Linked DNA regions of Mus musculus: region 1 is linked to region 2. Evidence: chromatin contacts called from ENCODE Hi-C data. All regions are on one chromosome and are shown on one strand. The core of a region is the stretch at or near the end of the contact, and the rest is flanking DNA. Distances in the headings are between cores, read along the strand shown.

Region 1 (4,593 bases), core at 2,017-4,516, about 49 Mb after region 2:
AGAGACAGGATAGCACCCATTCAATAAATTAGGTTCTAACTAGAAAAACACCAAGACAGAGATGACCCGGAGGACGCACATGAGCGAGTGAGCTATTTACAGAGGTTCCTTTTTGTCAAAGCGCTGTCCACTTTCCCATCCCACTTCTGTCATTTACTATTATTCTAGCGGGTTCCTGGCTCAGTGGAAAGTATTTACACAACTAATCAGAAGTCACCCCCACACAGGTCCTACGTTCCCTAAAACTTCGTGTCAAACGGAAACATCTGAAGGGTGTCTACTCTGTTAGGAGTCGTAAGCGCGGTGGTGCCAGGAGTGACATCCACGTTTACGCTTTTCCAAACCCGATTTGAGCTTCTTTAGAAAGTCAGGCTGTGACAGCAGTGAGCGATGGAGTCTCATTTGTAACAGGCACAGAGAGCAGACACAGCGATGGTGTGTTTGTCCTGAGGATGTAAATGGTGTGGTTTGCAACTTCAGAGGCCCGGGGTGGTGACTGGGCCCTGTGCCTTCTGGTCATTTTGTTTTTTAACATTCAATTCTTAAGGCTTGTTATGACCACAGCACTAATGAGTAACAATGCTGACATCATTTCTGCTAAGGAAGGGCTCTGCGGTGAGTGACAGCAGAGACCATAGTTAAGATAGTGTGGTGGGAAAGCATTGGGTTGGTACTTGTCTGGTGTGATAGCCAGAGTGTGTGGGTTCAGCATCAATCTCAGGGTTTGTCAGTGACACCGTCTTGGGCATGTTTCCTTACTTAGAACAACTTGAAGTTACTTGTTGCTTTATTACATAAGAATATAGGTTCCAGGAAGACAGGGTGTTCATGAACACAGCATTCTAGTGTCCTGAACAGTGCCTGGATCATAGTAGTTCTTAATTAAAAACTTGTATTAGTCATATGAGTCAAATCATTGAGTCTCCTGGTTTTCCCAGTGCCTAGAGCCTATGTCAAAGGTCCTTACCCTGCCGTGAGCCAGTGTAGCCGATGTATTTGTGCTTCAGGTTGTATTAAGACTTCTGGACGCCAAGTGCACTCTGCTCACCTCCCAAGAAGTAGCCACAAAGAGCTAACATCACGACAAGAATCAGGGCAAGAACACTCTAGATGTCAAACGGCAAACTCTAAATCTGGCTTCTTTCCCACCTGCTCTCCTAGAACATCTTTGCTTGTCCAAAAGCTCAAGAAAAAAAAGTTTCCAGGAGAATTTCTTTTGGCAGTGCCAGGTAGGTAGGTAAGTCACCAAAACATGATCGGAAAAGAATCAAAAGTAATTCAACCTACGTTAACACAAAAAAACCAAAAACAAACAACAAAACCCCCCACTAAATTAAAGAAAAACAACACGTGGAAGTGAGAACAAAGGGGAGCGGTGGGCTGCCGAGCTCCTCTGTGCGGTCGAGTTTCTGGGTGAGGAAGGGAGCCTGGGTTCAGTGATGCGGAGAGGCTGATGGGAAAGGGCGGAGCTTTTAAGGGTGAAGATGGCGGCTGAGGACCAGCTCTTCTCATCCTTGTACGACTGTCCGCTGAGGCTGCTGGCTCAGGGCTGTCCGTCTCAGGGACAGCCAGTGCCTCCACAGCACACCCTTAGGCTATGGAAGCTCGGCTGGAGTAGAAGTCGGGGACCGGAAGCCCGGTGTGGAGCGTGACCTGGGGAATGAGACTATAAGCTATGCAGGGCACCATGCTTACCCTTGCAGGGAACGCCAGTGTGGTTTGTGTGCCCTCAGTTCAATAAAGGCCTGTTCACTTCTCTTGAACATCTATCCTAGAAGACATTGAAGGGTCTTCTAGCAGGATACTAGCTGTGCTAAAAGCCTGGCCATCATAGTGGCCTTCCAAACCCAGGATACACAATACCCACTTTTAAAAAAAGGTTGGGGGGAGGGTACGTTTCTTATGGCTGAGGTCAAGGTGCTCATCTGCAGGTCACGGTCAAGTCCGTGGACAGAGATCAGATTAGCTTGTCTGTGAGTTCCAACCTATCTATCTGTGATTTCGGGAAAGGCTTTATAGTGGGAAGGAATATAGGCACTTAGGCTATTTCAACAATTTCTACTCTACCTCAAACTATGTGGAGAGTTATGGGAAACACTAGAAGCATATCATAAATATGGCCATTTCTACCTTCTTATCTGTATCACCCCCATCAAGAGTCTTTGTCTAAAGGCACTAGAACACCCTTGAAAATCCCGAAGCATGGCCAGCATGATAGTCTTTGGAAGGGAAATGGCTGAAAAGGTGAAAAACTTTGAACGAGGTTTTTCTTAGATTGACTCCTATAAAAATTTAAGGTTTTCTATCTCCTGGTGTACAGGCTGACCTCTGAAGAATTAGATTCCAGCTCCTCAGATAATCCCATCTCCTTGCAGGAAGCTGGAAATCAGGTCCCGCTGGGCTGTAAGCAGTTTCACTACCCCTACTCATAAACAGGAAACAACTTAAAAGAGCTTTTAAGACTGTGGCTGTAGCTAGGGCATGAACCCTACAGCGTTTGACTCTCAGGTCCTATTTTAAGGTTAGTGAGGTTTATATCGGGCAATGAGAAGCCCAAATCAGGATGGCAGTGAAGCCCTGAATTCTAACAGTGGTTGGCAGGGCATCACCCACATTCCTTGCATGCTATGAATCCCCTCTTTACCATTCTCTGCCCACCCAAAGCTCCTCATGCTATGCCTTCTGTTTTGAAATCTCTACACAGCTTGCTACCTTCCCTCCTTCAGGACTCAGATAAGCAGCAACTATAATAAGACCAGCTGATTGACCACCCCGCTTAAGCCTGTGGCTGTTTATTTAGCATGTTCCCAGTATTGCTGATCCCTTTGCCATACTCTGACCCTCTAACGTACCTTAGAAATCACATGGTTATGATCTGTAACCAGAATATAAGTTTCAGGAAGGTAAGGTTTGTATCTGTTTTTTTTTTTTTTTCTCCCGCTGATGGATAGCAAATATTTACAGTAGAGCCTGGCATGCTCAAAGAGCCCTGCAGATGGCTGTTGAATAAAGGGGCGAGAAGGACCCCTTGTTCTGTCTCTATGGGAAACTGCAAGTATCTAACTCGCAGGCGGGGCTACTGCTTCCCAGCCCTGTTGCACAATGAAGAGTGAAGGACAAAAAGCAGCTCACACTTCTGATAAGTGCCTAAGATTTGCTTTTCCTGGGCATTCCTGGGGCCTGGTAGGAGCCATCTCAGCAGCCAGTCTGTTGAAGTCATTCAGGTCTACTTAAAGAAGAAACTAGAGCAAAGGATAAATAGACAGGGTAGAGAAGGCGTCTGTCTCCCGTGGGTGGCTGACTGGGCTGTGGCAGGCACATGGGAAGGTGTCTTTGGTGTGTCTCACTCTGGGTCTTATACCAGCTTCCCTCACGGAGCTGGGGCTTGGGGGGATTTTACTGCCCCTGGGCAGACTTTGAAGTAGCAACCTGAGCAAGCCCTTAGTCCTGGGGCCCACAAGCTTACCTGCACATTCCTGTTCAGGCTGACAGCAGGGAAGAACAGGCCCTCCACGTTCTCAAACGCTATGGGGCCTTGCTGTTCATTGTTGACGAAAAACGTTAATGTCTTTCTGTTTAAGTCGAGGAGGACCCCGATGGTGGCCCCTTTTGTGATCCCTCCTTCAGTTCTGTGGGAAAAGGGAAAAAGTGGAATGTCGTCGGCTTGCTTTCATCTTACATCTCTCCCTTGTGGCTTGCTGGACCAGTCTGCATTCTTCCTTTGCTTTTCTTTGGTTCTGAGGGTTGAACTTGGCCCCATGTATAGTAGGTGAGTTTGCCGCTGGCTTTTACCCCAGCCCTCTTTTTTACTTTTTATTTTGAGACAGCATCTTACCAAATTGTCCAGGCTGGCCTTGAACTCCATGATAACTCAGGCAAACCTTAAACTTGTAGTCTTCCTGCTTCAACCCCCCAAGAAGATGGTACTATAGGCCTGTCCCACCAGGCCCAGTCAAACCAGAATTTTGATTCTTTACATCCCTCCGTTGGTTAGCTTTTTTTAAAAAAACACATTTTTTTTGCCCTAAGCAACACTTTTCACATAAAAACTTAAAGCCTTAGATACACTATATACTACTTATATTTTGTGTATCTGTGCTTTACATAATAAAATATGATTTAGATTTTTTTTTGCTCCCCCAAATTCCCACCCCCTGCAGAGACGGCCACCTCTCATGACAGTCTCTTGTTTACTGTGCCTTGCTGAGAGAGAATTGTTATAAATGGACTTTCTGCTACTGAGCTACAGCAGAAGACAATACCAAGACTGAGCCCAAACAGCCTTTTGGCTACCACAGGGCATCAGCTCTGCTCTGCACTTAGCATGTACAGTGTGACTCTAACAGCATTTATTACAAAATGACTTAATCAGAAAGTCACAATAAAGAAGTACTTAGGTCGAACCCAGGACATATGATAGGTACTGGACTCAGAGCCTTCTGCTTTCCATGGAGTAGTGGAACTCACTCTGGAAAGATGCTAATCTTTCAGCACAATGACTTTGAATGAAGACATTAGATTCTCTCTGTAAAATGACAGCATTGAAGGGGATACCTTCCTGAGACATAATTATACTATAGGGAGTTCAGTGGT
Region 2 (5,205 bases), core at 330-2,829:
CCTTCTCTTATGAAACCCTGCATAAAAGACACCTAAAAAGATCCAGGGCAAGCCTATCAGCTACCAGCTGCCTCATATAAAGGTGGCATGTGAAGAGCAAACCCAGCAGCTACTTCATCATCAGTCTATAACTACCTATCAATGTGAACAGGAGTCACAGTTTGCAGCATTAATATCTGACACTCTATGGCATGCTATTTAAATTTTAGAAACTTGCTTTATTGAATAAGAGATCTGGGCAATGAATGACTCAAGATTTAAAAGTGCCCCCTCTAATAAGGGTGAATCATAGCAGTTAACATCCCGGTTGGGACTGGATAGTGCAAAACCTGGAAAGCCTTCCTTGCCCATCCACACCAGAAATGCTTTCATTTCCATACACCGGACTAAAGTGAGGCAACAAATAGAAAACAAACAAACAAACACTATTAAATAGTGAAATTTGACCAGGGCATGGTATTCTTCAAATTATCTGTATCCTTTTCATCCAGTGAACTCATCCACCCACCCACCCCCACACCTCTTTAGCAAGGAAAGGCTCAACATATTCTTACATGAAAAATAAAACATGTCTAGATTTTTCACTCCTAAATCTTGGGGGGCTGGGGAAATTCTAGCATCTCTATGGTAAAAGTCCCCATGCCTTCTACGACATGAAAGAACTTACAGATCTCAGGACCACTCTCCTGGCACAAGGTTAAATAGGTCTTTTTCAGTCTTGTGCAAGCCTACGCGGCTACTCCCCCCAAGTTTTTGTACCCCAGAGCTTGGGAAAAAAAGAGTTACCCACCCCCGAGAAAGCTCTGAAACAGGTAAGAAGGAAGCCTGGGGCTCAAATCACAAACTCTCTATCCCACAGGTTTCTCCCCATCGGGAACACCACACAAAAGGGGTGTCGCTCCCGCCGCCCTACTCCCTCACTAATGCCGGCGCCAACTCACCAGGACCGTGGTGCAGATGGACCTCAGCTCCGACTCCACTTTCTCCCGATAGTCCTTGATCAGCTGCAACTTCTTGTCAGAGGTGTCGGTCTTCTGCTCAATGCTCGAGATGACCCTCCAGGCGGACCTGCGGCCCCCTACCACGTTTTTGTAGGCCACCGACAGCAGGTTGCGCTCCTCGTTGGACAGCTCGGCGCCCTGCTCCGTCACGGCTTTCATGCAGGTGGCCATGTCGTCGTAGCGCTCGGCCTGCTCGGCCAGCTTGGCCTTCTGGATCAGCTCGGTCTTCTCCATGGCGAGCGAGGGCGAGCGCCGAGCCGGATCCGGAGTCCTCCTGAGAGCCGCGAGGGGCGGGGCGGGGCGGCGCCGGCGAGGACAAAAAGGAGCGAGGAGAGAGCGCGTCAGACAATGCAGCCGGACGCCCGCTTTGTCTCAGCGCACGAGGCGGCGCGTCCTCCGGCCTCTCACGGGGCCGCCGCCTTCCGCCCGCGCCCTCCGGCCCGCCCGCCGCGCCTCCCCAAGGCCGGAGCGCGGGCCCCACCCGGCCCAAGATGGAAGCGGCCGTTGGTGCCGCACCTTCCCGTCCCAGCCCGAACCTCAGGCGCGCGGTAGCCTAGCAGATATGAGGACCGTGCTCCGCCAACCCGGCCTCGGTACCTCGCGGCGGCTGTTGCAGCCGCAGTCCCAGAGCTGTGTCCGCACTCACCTTCTAGTCTCCGCAGCCGCGACGCGAGTCCCACCACTTTGATCTGCTTTGGGCTTTAGCCGAGGACCCTCCCGTCTCAGCCTAGCACGGAGCCGACGAGCTCGCCACCGACCAATAGAACGCTGCACCTCCCCAAGGAGTCCCGCCTCTAGCTTCTCCTCTGTCCAATGAGGGGCGAGCGCGCGGAAGGGGGCCCAGGGGGCGGGGCGGGAAGCGAAGCGGAGGCTCCGAGGGTGGGTCGGCTCGGGTAGGTTCGGTTGGCCCGCAGGCTGCGGCTTCGGCCACGGGGTTTCCTCCAATTAGATCCAGGGTGAATGGACGTCACTGTTGCCATGGCGATGCTTTTCCAACTCCCCTCATCCTCCCCGCCAGCCCGGCACTCCTGGGTGCGGCACGGGACCGGAGGTGCTTTCGACCTCCGAGGCTGCGACCGCGTGTCCTGTAGCAGCAACCACTGCAGATGGGGCGTTGCAGCTCTCGAGCTGCTGCGGCTGCAGCTGGACTTGGCAGGGGTGAGATAATTAGCCCTTTTGATGCACAAGCGCCTTCCTTTCTTCTACCTTCCTGTTCTTGACAAAGGTTTGTATCCCCAAGACATTAAAATGCAACCCTTACAATTTTCCTGTTTCGGCTACAAATTAGAAATATCCTGATCCCCATTAAAAAAGGATTCGTTCCCAGAGAAAGTGGCTTAATTCAAGTTTTCACACAGGCACCCGAAAGCCAGCAATTCCCTTATGGAAAGGTAGATTCAGGAGATCTGGGCAGGACTGCGTGGCAGCGTCAGGTAAGCATTTCTTTAAAACGGGGAAATGACATTAAGCACGATTTGAACAAACACAGCTGTGACTACCCGATCCCCGGAAGCATATTTCTTAAACATTTCTTTACTACTTTTCCACATTAATGTCTAAGTACACCCTGCCCCGAACACACACACCTTTGTACTCTGTAAAGCATGTATGCATGCTTTTGTTTTTTGTGTGTGATGGGTTTTTTTTCTCCTGATATATTTGTGAAGATCTCATGTTTTTCTCTGCACAATAAACACCCTTCTGAAATGAGAGCATTTGCCCCAGATGCCATGTATTCAGGGTCACAGCTAACATTTTTCTCCTTTAAATAGGCTCCCTTATTTCCTAGCCCTCAATCCAATTCCTAGTGAGGTGGCTGTCCTACCGGACTCAAAGAATGAAACTGCCACCTGGGCTCTGAAGAGATGCCAGTTCCAGTAGTTCCTCAAGGGTTCAAAGAACTTCAGTGACTGCCACAGGCAAAGTGGATTCAAATGCTAAACGGAACCAAGCAGACCGAAGACTGCAGAAAGGAAGGTCTGACACTGAGCACAGATGGGGGGGGGGGGGGGAAGAGACGAAGCTTCCAGAAATTCAGATCTCCTCCCAGCTGCCCCTCCCTACCCAACTTGTAAAGGTTGCTTTGTGCTTTGACCAGGAGAGGCCTGGTTGGAAAGTGACTCTACTCTGTCTTAATACAGAAACGCCTTACTATGCTCCAGTGCAGCGGCGGACGGCCCGGTGTTATTTCTGGAATCCCCAAGGCCAGGCTGCAAGACACACGAGCGTTTATGTTCCTGTGGGTTGGGGTGGAGCTGGACACACAGAAATCCCAACGGATAAAATGCCTTCTGTATAAGCAGTGGATTTCAAGATTCCCTAAATTAGAGCAGCAAACCCAGCCCATAGAGAGGAGACGCCCATGGAGGTGATGAGAGAGGAGACATATGAAGGGAAATTGTCAAAAAGGTTGTTTCTGAGTGAGGCCTACCCAAAAGAGGCACGTGCCAAATATTTACCACAAACAAGCTCATATGATCATGTGAAATCAAAAACTGACACATTATGAAATTGTAATATCTGAGGGACTCCATAGAATCTGCTTGTGTCTGAAAAAAAAATTCTTGGTACTTCAAGTCCCAGAACACAGAAAAGCTGACATTTAGAGTGGCTTTATTTGTTATTATTTTATTTATTTATTTATTTATTTATTTTAAAAGATTTATTTATTTATTATATGTAAGTACACTGTAGCTGTCTTCAGACACTCCAGAAGAGGGAGTCAGATCTCGTTACGGATGGTTGTGAGCCACCATGTGGTTGCTGGGATTTGAACTCCTGACCTTCGGAAGAGCAGTCGGGTGCTCTTACCCGCTGAGCCATCTCACCAGCCCTATTTTATTTATTTATTGAGGGTCACACTGCATTTAAATCCTGCAAGGATTAACTCATTCAATATACTTGATGCCACTAAAAGGGAAATGTTGTAAACACCATCTCCAATTTAAAAAAAAAAAAAAAAAAAAAAAGGAAAATGAGACACAGCCTGATCATGGTCATGGACAGGTCACTCAGCTACCCAGCAGCAAAAACTACATATATGGACACATGTGGTGTTTGTGTCATCCTTGAATCTTTGCTGCGGCTGTTCCTCCTAGTCTTCTCCAGCTCTGATAGGGGTTGTAAGGATTCTAAGGCCCTGACTAGTCTGTCTTCTTGGAAGTTCATCCGAGAACATACAAGAGGTATTTAGCATCACGCCAATGTGTTGGAAAGGGTTCTTAGAAAACAGTCAGCAAAGAAAGTACTTTGTAGTTATCTTATTTTTCCTGATTCCCCTACGAAGAAGTCACTGGAACAGAACAAGGCACATTCATTTTGCAGCCAGATGATCCTCAGTCTCAGTCCTTGATATTTACGGTTTGACCTTGGGCATCTTGTTCCTCTTTGGATCTCAGTTCCTAGACCTATAACCTGTAAAAACAGTTCCTAACTCAAGAGAGTTAAGTCAGCTATCACGTAAGAAAATATGGGTGGCCTCACAACTATCTAGTAAGTAGTATTAGTTTTTGCCTAGTTTCTTCCTTCCCTCTGCTTGGGGCTGGGGAAGGTATCCTGCTAAGAGGAGCTTGGGAGCCTTGTGAAATGTTATTGAAAACCTCTCTTAGGTCAGGCGGTGTTAGCGGCAGATTTCTGAGTTCGAGGCCAGCCTGGTCTACAGAGTGAGTTCCAAGACAGCCAGGGCTATACAGAGAAACCCTGTCTTGAAAAACCAAAAAAGAAAAAAGAAAAAGAAAACCCATCTCTTGAATCTTTGCTGTAATCAGCACAGATAAGAATTGCTGGATGGCTTCCTTTAGTGTCTAATGGGATTCTGGGTGTTTAATTTAATCTTTTCGAGACAGGGTTTCTCTGTATAGCCCTGGTTGTCCTGGAACTCACTCTGTGGGCCACAGTTGGCCTCAAACCCAAGAGATCTGGGGTTAAAGGGGTAGACCACCACCTCCCAGAGAGAATGACATTTTTGACTGTGAATTTTGTGTAAGTAGATTGCCCTCATTGTTGTAGGTGAGTCACATACATTCAGTTGAAATCCAGGAGAGAGAAAAACAGCTTCCTTAGAGCAAGAGAGCCCTTCAGCAGTCTGTGTTTGAGTGTCATCTTGTAACAGAGGCTCCTTTGAAACCTTTGGACTGAAAATGGAACATCAACCCTTCTGGGGCTCAGCTTGTTGGCCCACCCTGCCTAATAAATCATTTATTTA

The links. A loop is a pair of places that touch in the nucleus more often than their neighbours do.
Region 1: a map of T-helper 17 cell shows a loop between it and region 2 (141-fold over the local background). The contact joins the enhancer-like site here to the promoter of Ywhaq in region 2. A Hi-C loop is called at or near these places in 3 of 37 maps with a recorded cell type or tissue (T-helper 1 cell, T-helper 17 cell and T-helper 2 cell).

The regions. Positions count from the first base shown.
Region 1 is chr12:70,244,799-70,249,391 of GRCm38, forward strand. It overlaps Trim9 (tripartite motif-containing 9), which reads right to left. Exons shown (of 14, transcript NM_001286388.1): 13 at 3,467-3,629; 14 at 1-1,653. The coding sequence ends at 1,591. Among named protein-coding and RNA genes, the nearest start is that of Gm38467, 16 kb to the left of the region's middle. Within about 2 kb of position 3,267, at least 1 of the 3 ENCODE cell types and tissues checked has a DNase peak (open chromatin) inside an H3K27ac peak, as active enhancers do.
Region 2 is chr12:21,415,857-21,421,061 of GRCm38, forward strand. Ywhaq (tyrosine 3-monooxygenase/tryptophan 5-monooxygenase activation protein theta) reads right to left here and starts at 1,580. Exons shown (of 5, transcript NM_011739.3): 1 at 942-1,580. The coding sequence starts at 1,235. It overlaps Gm4419 (predicted gene 4419), which reads left to right and starts at 2,026. Exons shown (of 4, transcript NR_166748.1): 1 at 2,026-2,226; 2 at 2,360-2,434; 3 at 2,774-2,978; 4 at 5,010-5,205.